Regions from separate parts of the Homo sapiens genome. Here region 2 is linked to region 1. The links are chromatin loops, found by intact Hi-C in ENCODE. Cell type or tissue: Caco-2. All regions are shown on one strand.

Region 1 (8,000 bases):
CCTTGGCAAGGTAATACTTTCAGTGAAGAAAGTAAATTATTCAAAAAAAACCTAAGGAAATTTTAGGATTCTAGCTGGAGAAAAAAGAAGACCTTAGTTCTAGAGAAAGCCGGGTTGAGGCCACTACTTACTGAAGTTCTTTGTAGCAAGCAGAGACAACATAGCCTACGTCCTCATCCCAGAAGATATCAGGTGCCCTCAAAGTAGGGTCTTCTCCAGAGAAAGAAGTTTTGAAGAATTACAGGTCTAAAGACCCTAATCCCAACCCCTTGGCACCCGGTATGTTTTAGAATTCTGAATTGTGGGGATTTTAGGAAAGAAATCTGGTGCATAATCAACAATATTATATAACTTCTGCAGTGGGATCTGGGGCAACACCCCGTTAATCTTTCTTAAGCAAAACATATGAAGATCCACACTAAGTGGGACAAATAAAGGATATACATAAATAGACTCACATCAGTTCAAGTTTTGCTGCCAGAAAAGTTGTGGAAAAAAGAATTCAATTTTATGAGGTTTTTTGGATTTCAGAAACGTGACTCAGGGATTATGGACCTGTACATTTTTTAAATGTCTGTCTTTCCCAGCAGAGACTGAGATCAACGCTTTATTTATCTTCCCCAGTTTCTAGATTATGACTGGTGTTCAGTAAACATGTTGGATTTAATTGATTAATTCTCGGGCTGTGAGCCTCTCTCCCATTTGCTAGTGGCTGTTCCCTAACGAGCCACTGGACACCCATGGAGGGCCAAATTGCAAGAACAGGGTACTCAGCTCAAATGTACTCTTCTTTGAATTGAAGTAATTAAAGACAAGTAAATGTTATGCCTAATTTTAATCCATTATTTTCCAATTCCAAGTACTTCCATTGTTTAAGCCACCCAAAGATTATAAAGACCAATAATTAGATATTTGCAATATTGTCTTGTTTGAGGATTTGGTGACAATGTTCTGGAAAACACTGCAACAATGACAAGAATGTCCCATCTGGTTCCCATAATTATTCATTCTTGTCTCTTTGAATGTACTGGCCTGGAGACAAAGGTAATACTAAAGGCATAATAAGAATAGCAGTTCCGTCACACACCCACGGCAGACGCAATTCAGTCCCCATTTCTCCTCTCGGCCAGGTTTCCATGCAGGGCCCCGTGCAAGTGGCCACGTGCACGTTTCCCACTCACCGCTGCCAACCAGACGTCTTCCTTATAGACCCGCCTCCTCTTTGTCTTCCTGCCAGTCACTGCTGCTCTGGCTGGAAATAGATGTGTCAAGTTGTTCTCTAGATTTCAGGTCCTTTAGCATATGGGACAAGGTCATCCTTCTTTCTCAGTCATACAGGCAGTATAATTAGTCTTATCTTTCACTCCATGAGAATTAGAATGCAACTTTAAACTTTAAAGCAAGGAGAACAACATGGGTTTACTGTTAAATGCCCCAAAGCAACATGGACATCAGAAAAGACAGCCACAAATAGAGCATCAGCATTTAAACACCCAGACCAACTAGATATGTCTATCTGCTATCACGTAAGACCGGTCCTTTCACATACAGAGTTGCTTGATCTAGAAAATGCCATATGAAGACATTTAAATCTAGAGAACAAACACATTTACTCTCTAATGACAATATTGCAAATTTTTAAAAGTCACCCCAAGATTGCTTTACTTAGTAAAATGCCTCACATGTATTTTTTGCTTTTTTTTAAGTTATTTATAGAATAGGTGATACATGTACAGAGTTTTTAAATGGAAGCAATTAGGCCAGGCAAGGTGGCTCACAAGTGTAATCCCAGAGCTTTGGGAGGCTGAGGTGGGAGAATTGCTTGAGGCCAGGAGTTTTGAGACCAACCCAGGCAAAATAACCAAACCCCACCTCAAAAAAAAAAAAAAGAATGTAGGTGTGGTGGTGGTAGTGGTGCCTATAGTCCCAGCTACTCTGGACGCTGAGGTGAGAGGATTGCTTGAGCCCAGGAATTTGAGGCTGCAGTGAGCTATGATTGCACCTCTACACTCCAGCCTGTGTGACAAAGCAAGACCCTGTCTCTATACATAAATAATAAAAACAAAATAGAAGCAATTAAATATTGCTTAAGTTAAATGCAGTGGAAATTAAGTCTCAGCTCCCACTCCTGTCCCAAAGGCCCCAGTTCCTCTTTCCAGAGGCAACTACTATGACCAGATTGTAGATTCTTCCCAAAGTATTCTCTACATATACAAGTGTATATCACCTTTTCAATATAAACTCTATCACACCACACACACTGTTATATATTTTGTTCCTCTAAGTGCATTGAAATGGTTAATTAGGAAAGATTCTCTTCACCCCAGAGTCAGACAGGACTCCAGGCTTTTCCCATCCCTTCTCAACAGTTAGTCCCACTCTGGTTAACTGGATGGGGAGGGAAAACTGGGAGGGGCAGGCATCTAGAACATCACCACCTTCTACAACAGGTCCGGCAGCAGGGAAACAAAGGTACTGCACGTTCCATCCAGATGATTCAGCAAAAAGTACCCAAAAGACAAAAGGCTGCAGACAGTCTACATCTGGAGGACAGAGCGACAGACTTCGGTTCCAGGATCAGGGGAAGGAGCAACCTGGCTGTCCAGGTGCACAGGCAGAAAGCTGGCATTTGGCAGCCTTCCAGCAGGCTGTGGGGCTCACAAGTCAAAGTGGGTCCTGGGGAGGCGCCTGACAAGAAGACAGAGGCCCAGTGTTAAGGATGTGAACTCGGGCACAGGGAGGACACAGAAGCCAATGCCCAAGCAAGCACACAAGGGATGTGGAACCTCAAACAGATTATTAGGACTGTGACATGAGGTTAGAAGGGGGCTAATGCCAAATCCCTCAGTATGTAGCTAGATCTCCTAGAATCAGACCCCAAAAGCTGAGAGAACAGCTGGCGCATGTGTTGAGTGGCTTCTGGAGAGGCAAAAGGAGGCAGGAACCAGGCAGCACCAGGCCACAGCAATCCAGGCTCCATCATCCATCCTCACACCATTGTCACTATCCCCTAACTAGCTCCTCATCCACAAAATGAGGTTTAACCACCTTATCTATAAGGTCCCTTCCAACTCTAATTATCTGTCCTCCCCTCCTGAAATAATTTATCTTTCCAGTTTTCCCAACTGTCAGCTGGCAACTTAATAACCTTTATGTATGAGCCTTCCTCTGCAACAGACACACACATTCAGAACTCTTCATGGGCTCACAATGCCTACAGCTGAAGCCCTCAGTGCAGCATTCAGGGTATTCAAGTTCAATGCTTCCTAACTAACCCCAATAGGTGGTGCTATGGGTTGAATTATGACTCCCAAAAAGACAAAGCAAAGTCCTAATCCCCAAAAACTATAATTGTGACCCCTTAATTGGAAATAGGGGCTTTGTGGATACAATTCAGATGTAAGTTAAGATAAGGTCATACTAGAGTAGAGTGGGCCCTTCATCCAACATGACTGGTGGGAGTCCTTATAAGGAGAAGACACTGAGATACACATACACAGACAGAAGACAATGTATGGAATGAACCCTCCATAAAAATCCCTAAGTCATACAGTTCTGAGAGCCTCTGGGTTGGTAAACACACTGAGATTCTGGAAAATGGTGCATCCCAACTCCACAAGAGCAGAAGCTTCTGTGCTTGGGACCCTTCTGGACCACACTTTATATACTTCTTCATCAGGCAATTCATCTGTATCCTTTACAACTCAACCATTAAATGTAAGTAAAGTACCTTCCTAAGTTGTGAGCCATTTAAGCAGATTACCAAACCTGAGGGTTGTGAGAATCCCGAATTTATAGCCTGTCAGTCAGAAATACAGTTGGCCTGGGACTTGCAGTTGGCATCTGAAATGGGACAGTCTTGTGGGATTGAGCCCTGTCAAAGAGTTAGAAAAGTGGTGTTGGAAAAGATATTATGTATTTGGTATCAGGAGGTGAAAATCCCCTGATTTGGTGTCAGAAGTGATGTGATTAAAAAAAAACCCACTCAATATTTAAAAAGAAATTGATGATTCAATAGTATTAAAGGATTACTACTTTCAAGAAAAATATAAGGAAAATGATAAGAAAATTTATCAAAAAAATGATAAGAAAAATACTCTGTGACTCTTCATTAGGTATTCCAAGTTTATGTTCGATATCTCTAATACAATGAAAGAAACCCTATTGAAAAGATATTTTATTCTTTACTGTATTTCAAAAAGAAAATTGATCGTTTAAATGTAGAATTCAAGGTAAGATAATTACTAGAAAGTTTACTACAAAAAATAGTGAATTGAATGCTAATGTGTAAGGTGACTCATGGAACCAAATGTAAATTACCAGAAATATGTTTCTTTGGAGCCAAAATGGTATCTCATTTTGGAATAATATGCATTTTAAAAATCTAAAATAATGATTAAAGGAACTCTAATAGGCAATTGATTTAGAAAGTCTGATAACATCCTGCCAACTTATAGATGTTATTGGACTAGGAGAGGTGAGTGGACATTTATCAGCAGACTAGTACTAATGACCATCTGATTTACCTAGATCCTAATTTCCTTCTCACTAAATTATTTTAGGAGTAGTGCAGCTCCTAGAATCAAATATCTTAGATTAGAAAAGACCTTGAAAGTTGTATCATCCAATCTCTTGCCCAGTGTAGAATTCCTGCCACTTCCTCCCTGACATGCCCATCAAATCTTTGCCTAAATATAGCTGACAACAGTCTCTGCTTTGAAAATCATCTACTCCATTGCTGGGTTAGGAAAATAGGGACCCTAGTACCTGTTTCAAAGGGGGCATCCCAAAGGAGAAAGCCCAAAAAGAGGCCTCTCAACATTATCACCTGGCCCTCAGCTTTCAAACCTCAATAGGAAGATTGCACATCAGAAAAAAGATGAGTGGTGATTCTTTACCAGAACTGGTTTCACTAACCAGGTCAGTCAGCCCTCTCATTTCAGTAACCGCCCCCTCAAGTCCTAGGAACCACCTGACAGTACACCTTGGCATTTCCTTCCACATGAGGTTACCTCCAAGCATCACCAGTAAGATCAGAAGACCCCGAAAACACCATGAGTTTGGCCTTTGCTCTCATTACCAGCACATTCTTATACAAAGGCTTTGGGAATGGAAGAGCTGGATTGGGGGTCCTGAGGTTAACCTGAATGGATTTCAGGATGACAGCTCTTAGGTCATTCCACAGGCATACAGATATTTGACCAGGGAAGTAGTCTGCATCTTTTCACGTTAAAATGAGGCCTTAAGTAGGATAGGTTATAAAGAAAAAGGTTAAAAGGCCTTATATTAGTTTTTTTGTTTTGTGTTTTTGTTTTTGTTTTTTGTTTTGTTTTTTTGGTTTTTTTTGAGACAGGGTCTTGCTCTGTCATCTAGGCTGAGTGCAGTGGCACGATCACAGCTCACTCCAGCCTCGACCTCCCAGGCTTAAGCAATCCTCCCACCATATCCTCCAATGTAGTTGGAACTACAGGTGCAAGCCACCACACCCAGCTAATTTTTGTACTTTTTGTAGAGACAAGTTTTGCCATATTGCCCAGGCTGGCCTCAAACTCTTGGCCTCAAACAATCTACTCACTTCAGCCTCCCAAAGTGCTGGGATTACAGGTGTGAGCCACCATGCCAGGCCTCATATTATATATTAGTTTTCTATGCTGCATTAAAAATTGCCACAAACTTGGCAGCTTAAAACAACACATATTTATTATCTCACTATTTCTGCAGCTTAGGATTCTGGGCAAAGCTTATATGGGTCCTCTGTAAGCTGCTACCAAGATGTCCACCAGGGCTCAGGTCTCCTCTAAAGGCATAACTGGCAACAAATCTTCCAAGCTCACTGGGGCTGTTAAATAGAATCCACTCCTTTGCCCTGGTCAGCTCCTAAGCACTGCCACTCGCAGCTCCCAAAGGCCACTCACAGTTCCTTGCCACATGGCCCTCTCCATTGCCTTCTCATAGCATGGCCAATTGTTTCTTCAAAGCCAGCAGGGGGAAGAGCAAGTCCACTTGCAAGGATTCTTACATAACCTGATATGATCACCATCACCGTTGTCATATTCCACTGGTTAGAAGCAAGTCACAGACCCCACCCAAACTCACGGAGGGGGTTTACAAGGGTGTGGACACCAAAAGGTGGACTTGACAGGTATCACCTTAAAGTTAGCCCACCACAACCCCAAGAATCTTTATTTTTTAAAGTACCTCAGTGATGTTGATGTTTAACCAGGTTTCAGAATATTGTTATAAGGTACAGCAGAGGAGGCAAAATAAGGGGGAGATTATTTTAATGTTGTGGTTTGCAAACCTTGACTGCACCTTAGAATCACCTGAGGAGTTTTCAGCACTCCCATGACAGGGGGCACTCCAGACCGATTGAATCAGAATATCTGCGGGCGGATCAGGTTTCTTTTTTTAACACTTTAGGTGATTCCAAAGTGCAGCCAAGGCTGTGAATCACTGTTTTACCTGCACAATGAGGAATTGGAGTCAATCTTAATGGGAAAAAGGCAATATTTGGAGCAAGTTTTGAAAACCAATGTTTTAAAAACCAATCTTAATGGGAAAAAGGCAATATTTGGAGCAAGTTTGAAAACCAAGATGTTTTCTAGGTGAGAAGAAGGAGTGGCAAGAGATAAGGCAGGAACATTTGCAGTGATTTAATGAAGCTGGTGGATTCAAAGAAAGAAATGGATTCAAGAAATACTTAGGAGGTAACACTGATTAAGACTTTGTGCCAAATGTGAGGCTAACCAAGAAGGAGGAACCTCAGATAACTCCCAGATCTTGGGTTGAGACACCTCGAGAGCACAGGAGCCACTAACTGAAAAAAGAATCAAGAGGAGAAGCTGGTTGGGGGACAGGGAAGGTGGAGAAGATGATCAGCTCAGGTCTAGATACGTCAAGTTGCACACATTTTTAAAGGAGATTTAAATTAACTTGAATTAATTATTAATTAATTGAAGTTAAAATGAATGTTTTTTTGGTTTGCTAAATTCAGTTAATATATATTGGGCACTGCCAACATTTTCCCAATTAATTTATTCTCCTCTATTTTCCATAGCACTCAGCCGCCCAGTGCAGAGCCATGTAAATTCCATATCTGCCTCTGACTTCCTTTCCTCTAGGGTCATTTATTCTTTCACTAGTGGCATAACCTTTGGATGCCCCTTCCCATCACTAAATGTCAAGCAACTGCTTTGCAATGCTAAGTACTGAAATCTTCATATGTGCTGATGTAGCAATCATTAGGTGTAAGGTTTTTCAGAACCGTAAAAAATGAATTGTTTGTAAAAAGCCTCTTTAATGTGTTCAAGTTGAGCTCTTCAGTTCCACTTTCTGAAGGCTTCCACTGAAATGAAGAAAAAGTTCCCTGAAGCCCTCAGAATAAGTCATCAATCTTATGCAAACAACCAGCTTAAAACTATTTTGCTCTAGGATAGAAAATTTTCACCCTACGGCTTAACACAACTACCGAAGGCATGATGCTGTCACAAAGTAGGAAAGCTAGAGATATTTTAGACTTCTGTAATCCTGGTTACAGTCAAATGTTGATGAATGAATATCTCTAAAATTTACAGAAGCTAGAGTGGTAAGCTATGTCATGTGGTGTTTAATTATCCAACTAGTCCACACCAACATTCACTGGCTTATCTAAACATTAATCAGGAGTCTGACTAGTGTAAAACCTTGGGAGAATTTATGCTTTTGCACATAAGAATTTGGCCTAAAAACTTCTCACAGTCTTGAAGTGTTAGCAATTGCTGACCTTTAATGATCCAATGAAAACAGTATTATAACTATTGCTTCCTCTTATAGTGTCCATAATAAATGTTCAGTAAAAAATTTATTACCCAGCATTTCTATTCTAGTCATTTTCTTAAGCATTTTATCCTAAAATATAGTTTTTTAGTTCTCCTCCAAGGGAAAGAAAACCTCTTTCCAAAATTAAAAACATAATATTTGGACAACAAAAGACATTTAAAATACCACCTGAAGATTTTGAA
Region 2 (8,000 bases), 130 kb after region 1:
GAAAAGAGGTTTATTTGGCTCATGGTTTTGCAGGCTATACAAGAAGCATGGAGCCAGCATCTGCTTTTGGTGAGGGCCTCAGACTGCTTCCACTCATGCTGGAAGGTGAATAGGGGCTGCATATGCAGAAAGCACATGGCAAGAATGAAGCCAAAAGAGAGAAGGGAGGTGCCAGACATTTTTTAACAACAAGCTCTCAGGCTCTCACAGGAACTTATAGAGTGGGAACTCATTCATTACCTCAAGGATAGTACCAAGTCATTCATGAGAGATTCCTCCAAGACCCAAATACTTCCCACGAGGCCCCACCTCCAACCCTGAAGATCAAATTTCAACTTGAGGTTTAGAGGGTCAGATATCCAAGCTATAGCAGCACCATCCCATTATACATTTGGTATCTATGTCCTAAACCAAAACTCCCTCCAGCTTTACTGTAGTTTACTAAGTTGTATATTATACTTTATGTGGGATTTTCTCACTGCCCCCTAACATGGAGCATAGAATCTACTGCTGGAGCAATTTCCTCCAAATACTTTTCAATTTGGTGGCTTAATGGGTATGCTTATTGCACCTCCTCTGCAGACTCAGAGGTACTTGGAGTCTGGCCACTGCTCGTGCCAATGACAAAGAATGCTTTAGCTCTGAAGTCAGAGCTCAGACCATGAGAGTAAAACCTATGTATTAGCAGAAGAGAAAAGCAAAAAGAAAAACAAAGAATAGAAAAGAAAGGCAGGGAAATGAAGGGAAGCAGGGAAGAGGAATAAGTGAAACGAATCCCAGGAGTGGTAAGGCACAGTGGGCGCCACCAGGAACTGCCCTCCGATCTAGTTCTCCTAACATGCAGAAAAGGATCCTTTGTAGATTGAACTCACTATTCTTCCAGCAACAACTATCTGATGTCAGAAATTCTAAAGCCTAACATCACTTCCACTTTAAGACCAGCAAGGTATGGAGGAGGTGGGTAGTAATAGAGTATGAAGAACATGAGGCTGGGCACTGTGGCTTACACCTGTAATCCCAGCATTTCGGGATGCTGAGACAGGAGGATGGCTTGAACTCAGGAGTTCTAGACCAGCCTGGGCAATATAGCAAGATCCTGTCTCTACAAAAAAATACAAAAAAAAAAAAAAAGAAAGAAAGAAACAAAAAACATAAAATTTGAAGGCAGAAGGCCTGGTTCAGGTCATAGGCTATGACACACAGGGTAAGCCACTTCTTAACTTTTTCATCTCAGCGTCCTTATCTGTTAAATGGTGATGATAACACCTGGCACACAGGATTGTTGTGAGCATCAAATGACTGCACATGAAAGGGTAAGTTTCTATTTCAACCGTGATGGAGAGATGGTTAACATGCCTGCACTTCATAGATTCTGAGAACTAAAGGACAAATACACCCAACAAGCAAAATTCGAGGTGCAATTGCTTTATTAGATGATATCCAAGTACTCGTGTATCTACACATATTTCTCTATATCAGCTAACAAAATGGGGAGCCTTAAAAGAAACACAAGTATTTTTTTCAAATATTTGAAGGGTTCCCAGAAAGAAGGATTAGCTATTTCCAAACTGGTTCAAATATAGAACCTTAGTCAGACTAGCAGGTAAAAGCTACAGGGAAAAGGATTTGGGATCAGTATAATAAAGAGCTTTCCAATATTTCAAACTGTTTAAAAATGAGACAACTCCCCATAAGGAGATGAGTTCTCTGATAGTGAAGATGTTTAAGTTGAAAGGAATGACCGACTGTCAGGATATGTTAAACGTTGGGTGAGGTGCAAGTTGCATGAGGGGAGGGGGTGTGTGTCTGTTTTGTTCACTGCTATTACCCCGTGCCTAGAACAGTGCCTAGCATGTGGAAGACTCCCAGATACAATAAATAAATGAGCAAACTGGGCATGGTGGTGCATGCCTGTAGTCCCAGCTACTTAAGAGGCTGAGACAGGGGCATTGCTTGAGCCCAGAGGTTTGAGTCTAGCCTGGGCAACATAGGGAGACCCTGAGAAAGAAGAAAGCAAAGCAAAGCTAAAAAAAAAAAGAAAGAAAAGGAAGGAAAGAAAGGAAGGAAAGAGAGAAAAATAGAGAGAAAGAGAAAAAGAGAAAAGAGAGAAAGGAAGGAAGGAAGAAAGGGAAGGAAGGAAGGAAGGGAGGGAGGGAAGGGAAGGGAAGGGAAGAAATGAGCATATCCTGTGATCACTTTGAATCTAAGCCTATAATTTTATGATAGATGTTCAACAATTCTTAGTTCTGTTGAGTCTGTGTCCGCTCAGCAGCTCAGCTGGGCATCTCAAAGGTCAAATCATTTAAATATTTTCTCTGAGTCAAATTCACAAACACAAGAGTTGATTCTACATCTGCAGACAAACAGGTACCAGAAAGCCCTACCTCACTGTTACACACTAAGAGTGTGGAATGAACAGCAGGTGAAATAGCCAAACCTACACAAATCAACCAACAAAATCAAATGGGAGTTGAGGAGAGGCGTAGGTGTTACTCAGGTATAGTGCCAAGTGGATCTGAGGACAAGAATGTTCTCCTATGCATCTCTGTATCCTTAATACTAAGCACAGTGCCTGGCACAAAATAGATGCTCAAAAACCATTTGCTGAATTCAACTGAACTGAAATTTATGTCTGACAATTATTAACTATTTGCCTTTTCATTTCGTATGAGGTTCACGATTCATTGTTATATATTTATTCATACATTGACTTGGATTTAATTGCTTATATCTCCCCCACTACATTACAAACACCATAAGGGACCATGTCTCCTATTGATCATTGTATACCATGTAGCCCTGGTACATTGTGTGGCACATAGGAGGTGTGCACTTAATATTTGTTGAATGAAGTGAATAAATACTGGAAGTGGATCTCTAAAATAACTGTGTACTTGAAAGAATTCTAGAATCATAGAATCTTTCTAATCCTTTTAGTTATTATTTGTTTATTATCAAGTCTTCCCATTTAGACTGAACCATTTAAGAAATGAAGCAATTTAATCTAGATAAAATAATGGTAATGCAATAGTAATATCAGAATATTTCTTCTAAATTGATGGTCAAAAATGCTCATGAGAGTCCCCAGAAACACTCAGCTTCAAGTTTTGTTTTTTCTTTTTTTTTGAGACGGAGTCTTGCTCTGTTACCCAGGCTGGAGTGCAGTGGCGCTATCTGGGCTCACTGCAAGCTCCGCCTGCCGGGTTCACGGCATTCTCCTGCCTCAGCCTCCCGAGTAGCTGGGACTACAGGCGCCTGCCACCACGCCCAGCTAATTCTTTGTATTTTTAGTAGAGACGGGGTTTCACTGTGTTAGCCAGGATGGTCTCGATCTCCTGACCTCATGATCCACCCGCTTCAGCCTCCCAAAGTGCTGGGATTACAGGCGTGAGACACTGCGCCCGGCCTCAGCTTCGAGTTTTTTAGGGAAACATTTTACTGGCCAACACTCCCATTTTCAAACAGACTTCACAGTCAATCCAGAGGCTGCAGATAACTAACTTAATCCTCTTCTTTGGGCTATATAACTGGGTTTGTCTTTTTTTTTTTTTTTTTGGCACTTCTACTGAAGGGCATACTAAGCAGAGAAAAGAAATCCAGTCAAACCATAAGCATGAATTTTGGCAGCTTTTATAACAGCCAAGCCTAGTGAACAGTTAGTATTTGGTGACTCCAATGTTGTCTTTCTGGACCTTTTCCCACCCAGTCATGGAGATATCCCTCCACCCAAAGCTGCTCCATTCATACCTAAGGCTCAAATGGCTGTGAAGACAGTGTTTGTTACCGGTCTGCAATAAGATAACTTACATCAGAATATAAATGAAAGCACTGAAGCTTCCTGCATTGGAAAAGTCTTGCTACCTTGCTACCAAGATAAAAATATATTTCAGATGAACTAAATAGTGTGCTTCATGACATAATTGACTTAAATCCTGGCAAAAGATCCTTACCTGGTTGCAAGTCAGGAACAAAGAGCTTCAGAGACTGGCGCTTTGAGCAGCATTCTGCTAAGCCATAAAAAGATATCTCCTCCTGCATATCTGCATTTTAAAGGACAATAAGAAGCTTCAAACTGAAGGAATCATTCCCTAAGCACAGGTTCTCACAAACATAGGGATATTATGTCTCGAACAGGTGGACATGGTATTTGGGGTTTAGAAGGGAACCACTGAAATGAGGCATCCTGCCATAACCAGATCTAGTACATAACACATGCATAAAACGGTATCAATTCCTTTTCTCCTACATCCTGACCCAATCCAATTTTTTTTCAAAGGAACACATGCATTAGAATCACCTAAGAAATTTATTAAACATGCCTGTTGCCAGGCCAGCTGAATTAGAATAGCTGGGTATGGGCCTAGGAATCTGTATGCTTAACAGGCATCCAAAAGATTTATGTACACTGAAATCTGAGAACCACTGCATTAGATCAGCTGAGGCTACAGAAAAGATCTTTGCAACTGCAAAGGAAACAAAAATAAAAGTCCAAAGTGAGCACCAAATAGGAACTTTTGTCCCTGCCACAGATATTTCAGAAAGCAAGTGAATACAGCATAGCCGATCAACTGATGCAAGCACCCCCTACACCACAAATAGGCTTTGCCCTATAGCATTTGCCAGTTACTGTTTAAGCAAACCATTGTTTAACTGCCATTAACCTCATAGGATTATTGACACTGGGTATCCATTTCTCAAAGAGATGTCAGATATTTGACTAGGTTAAATTGAGAAACACTGGATTCTTTGGCTTGGTTTCGTTTTGTTAATGGAACTTCCTCACCTCAGAAACAGCATGTAAGTCAATTAGCCTTTTTCTAACTAAGGAAACAATGGACTTTATTCACATGGTATTTCACTCACAAGTCCCCTAAATTACTGGCTTGCCAAACCCTGCTCAAGTAAGCAGGCTGAGTGACAATAACAAAAGCTAAATCATTTGGCATTTCAGTGACAATGTATAACAGTGTATAAATTTTTTAAATCCCCTTACTGTTCTGCCTTCTCAGCAATGACACATCTACAAAATGGGCACTAGGCCAAGTACCCTACCACAAAACAAAATCGTTGCCTGTTGTGGTATTAATGTTCAGTGAAGCAACTGGTCTCAGTACACAGTCAAGTAAACAGGCATCAAAGGGTAGAACCTAACTGTTAACCCAAAGTATCTGAGACGGGTCTCAGTCAATTTAGTAAGTTTTTCTTTTGTCTTTTTGGCCAAGATTAAGGAGGCACCCGTGACACAGCCTCAGGGGGCCCTGACGACATGTGCCCAAGGTGGCTGGGGTACAGCTTGCTTTTATACATTTTAGGGAGACATGAGACATTAGTCAACATGTGTAAGATGTACATTGGTTTGGCCAGGTAAGGCGGGACAACTCAATGTGGGGGCTTCCAGGTTAGAAGTAGATAAAAGACATTAGGGTGCATTCTTTTGAGTCCTGATGAGCCTTCCACTCAATACACAACTTAGTCTGACTCAGTGAATCTGCATTTTTACATAAACAATAGGGCAAAGGAAGCAATCAGATATGCATTTGTCTCAGGTGAGTCTCAGAGGGATGACTTTGAGTTCTGTCTGTCCTTTGTCCACAGTGAATTTCCTTGTGGACGAGGATCTGTGGCAAATTGCGAGGGAGGTATGTAGCTATGTTATTTAGGAATAAAATGGGAGGCAGGTTTGCCTGACATAGCTCCCAGTTTGATTTTTCCCTTGGCTTAGTGATTTATTTTCCTTTCACATAACCACAGAGGAGAATGCCATGGAGAGGGGCAATAACAGGCACTGAACATCAGGAATGCTGGCAGGCGAGTCAGATATGGCTCCAAGTCTGTTCAGTGGTCTCCACAAGGCTTCCACAAAGGCCAAAGGTTTCATGCTGACGTATGATAACAAACACAAGAGAACCAACAGCCTGGGCAAATTAAATCTACGGTTTTTTATGAGCTAGTCCATAATGAAAAGTCTCTCACAGACTGAAAAAATGTTCCATATCAATCGAATCACAATATTTAAGAAAGCCATGACCAATTTGCTTAAGACTGCTCCTTCAGCTGCCCCTCTTCAGCATCCCTCCCAGAGGAAGAAAAAGCATTAGACAAAAAGATTCAGATCAACACTGCCCCCCTTCAAGAGAGTCATGGCACACCAGACACAAAGCAGTGAATCACCTGTCATTTGTTTCCAGTTCTTCCTCATCAGCCCACAGTCATACATCTGGCATCAAATAGTATAGCTTTTACTTTTTTCCTAGTAGAATCAGTGTCATTCAATTGCAAGTTGAAAGTTAGGAAAATGGAAAGTTCAATTTTTCTACAAATAAGCAAGGATAACTTTGACAGGCGCTGCAACACTCTCTGTCATGGTTTCAACAGATCTCTTTCCTACCTCCTACTTTAAGTAAAAGTTAAATAAAGAGTCTCCCTGTATGTGCCAGTTTCATATACACGCAAGAACATACAGGAAGTTAGTATATGATAAAGATGACATTTTAAAATTGGTGGGAAATAGATCAAATAGGGAAAAGTAAATCCCTTAAGGGATAAGTAAATGGTGTTTGGGAAACAGATTAGGCATTTGAGAGGGGAAATTTGCATTCATAACTCAAGTTCAGACTTTGTAACAAAACAATTAAGCCTTTCAAAACATATCATGAAAACTAGAAACCACAAAGACTAATACATTTCATTATATTTAAAATGACATATGACATATATATAAAATACATAATAGGCAAAAATGGTTAATCTCAAATATACAAAAAGTTATTAATACTAGGAAGAATGAACAGTCAATAGAAAAACAGTCAAAGAACATGAAAAGGGCTGGGCGCGGTGGCTCACGCCTGTAATCCCAGCACTTTGGGAGGCTGAGGCAGGCGGATCACGAGGTCAGGTGATCGAGACCATCCTGGCTAACACGGTGAAACCCTGTCTCTACTAAAAATACAAAAAATTAGCGGGGCGGGTGCCTGTAGTCCCAGCTACTCAGGAGGCTGAGGCAGGAGAATGGCGTGAACCCAGGAGGCGGAGCTTGCAGTGAGCCGAGATCGCACCACTGCACTCCAGCCTGGGCGACAGAGCGAGACTCCGTCGCAAAAAAAAAAAAAAAAAAAAAAAGAACATGAAAAGGAAGTCACACGCTGACACACACAAACACACACACACATACACTTCCACAAATGCCCAGTCAACAGATGAAAGCTCAATCAACATTAAACAGGACATGGTTTTTGCCCATTGGAATTAGCAATACAATGTTATCAAGTATGGAAATATTATTGTGCATTATGAATGGAAGAGTAACCAAAAGAGACTTTCTGGAAAGCGGTTCATGCTTTTACACAGCTATTCCACTTACAGGTTTTTACCCTAAGGAGAAATTACCCATGTGCTGAAAGACATATGCACCAGAGTGTTCACCTATTATTTATAATGTTAAAGACATATAAACCAAATGTCAATAATTGCAAGGCTAGGTTAAATAAACCATGATATACACATTCTCTTGTATGTGCAGCTATTAAAAATTATGTAGTCCTATATTTGATGCCATGGAAAGATCCTTATTTGAAGAAATGCAGATTATAGAACATTATGTTTATGATCCTATTTATATAAAAGTGTATTCATATCTATCCACATATGCTCATATTTAGAGACGACCAGAAGATTGTTTACAAAACTGTTAACATTAGTTATTTCTGGGTTCTGGCACTGCAGGTGATCTTTACTTGTCTGCACTTTCTTGTATCATTCCAGTTTTGAAGGGGTTTATTTTTTCAATGAGTATGTGTCATTTTTACTAAAACAAAGATATTTTTTCTAAAACGATGCTGGTTTCATCAAACAAGGATATCAAAAACAAATAAAAAGATGCTTCTCTGCTTTAAGAACAAATCATAGGAATAATCATAAAGTAGTTGAGGCTTTTCTCCAGTTTCCTTCATATTACATGCTCAGCTGGTCACTCTGGAATTGTCACTCTCAACTGATGAACT

Evidence for each region. Peaks named below come from ENCODE experiments on the same cell type or tissue, not always from the same donor. Only the 100,000 strongest peaks of a DNase experiment are listed, where the experiment ranks them.
Region 2: a loop joins it to region 1, with 2.6 times the contacts of the local background. A loop is called at or near these places in 3 of 110 quality-filtered maps.

Annotation. Positions count from the first base shown.
Region 1 is chr13:47,795,821-47,803,820 of GRCh38, forward strand. No RefSeq gene overlaps it. Among named protein-coding and RNA genes, the nearest start is that of LINC00562, 130 kb to the right of the region's middle. In Caco-2, a CTCF peak has its summit at 3,357; no DNase peak of the experiment used is centred here.
Region 2 is chr13:47,928,744-47,936,743 of GRCh38, forward strand. LINC00562 (long intergenic non-protein coding RNA 562) reads right to left here and starts at 3,879. Exons shown (of 1, transcript NR_047492.1): 1 at 1,410-3,879. In Caco-2, no CTCF peak of the experiment used is centred here; no DNase peak of the experiment used is centred here.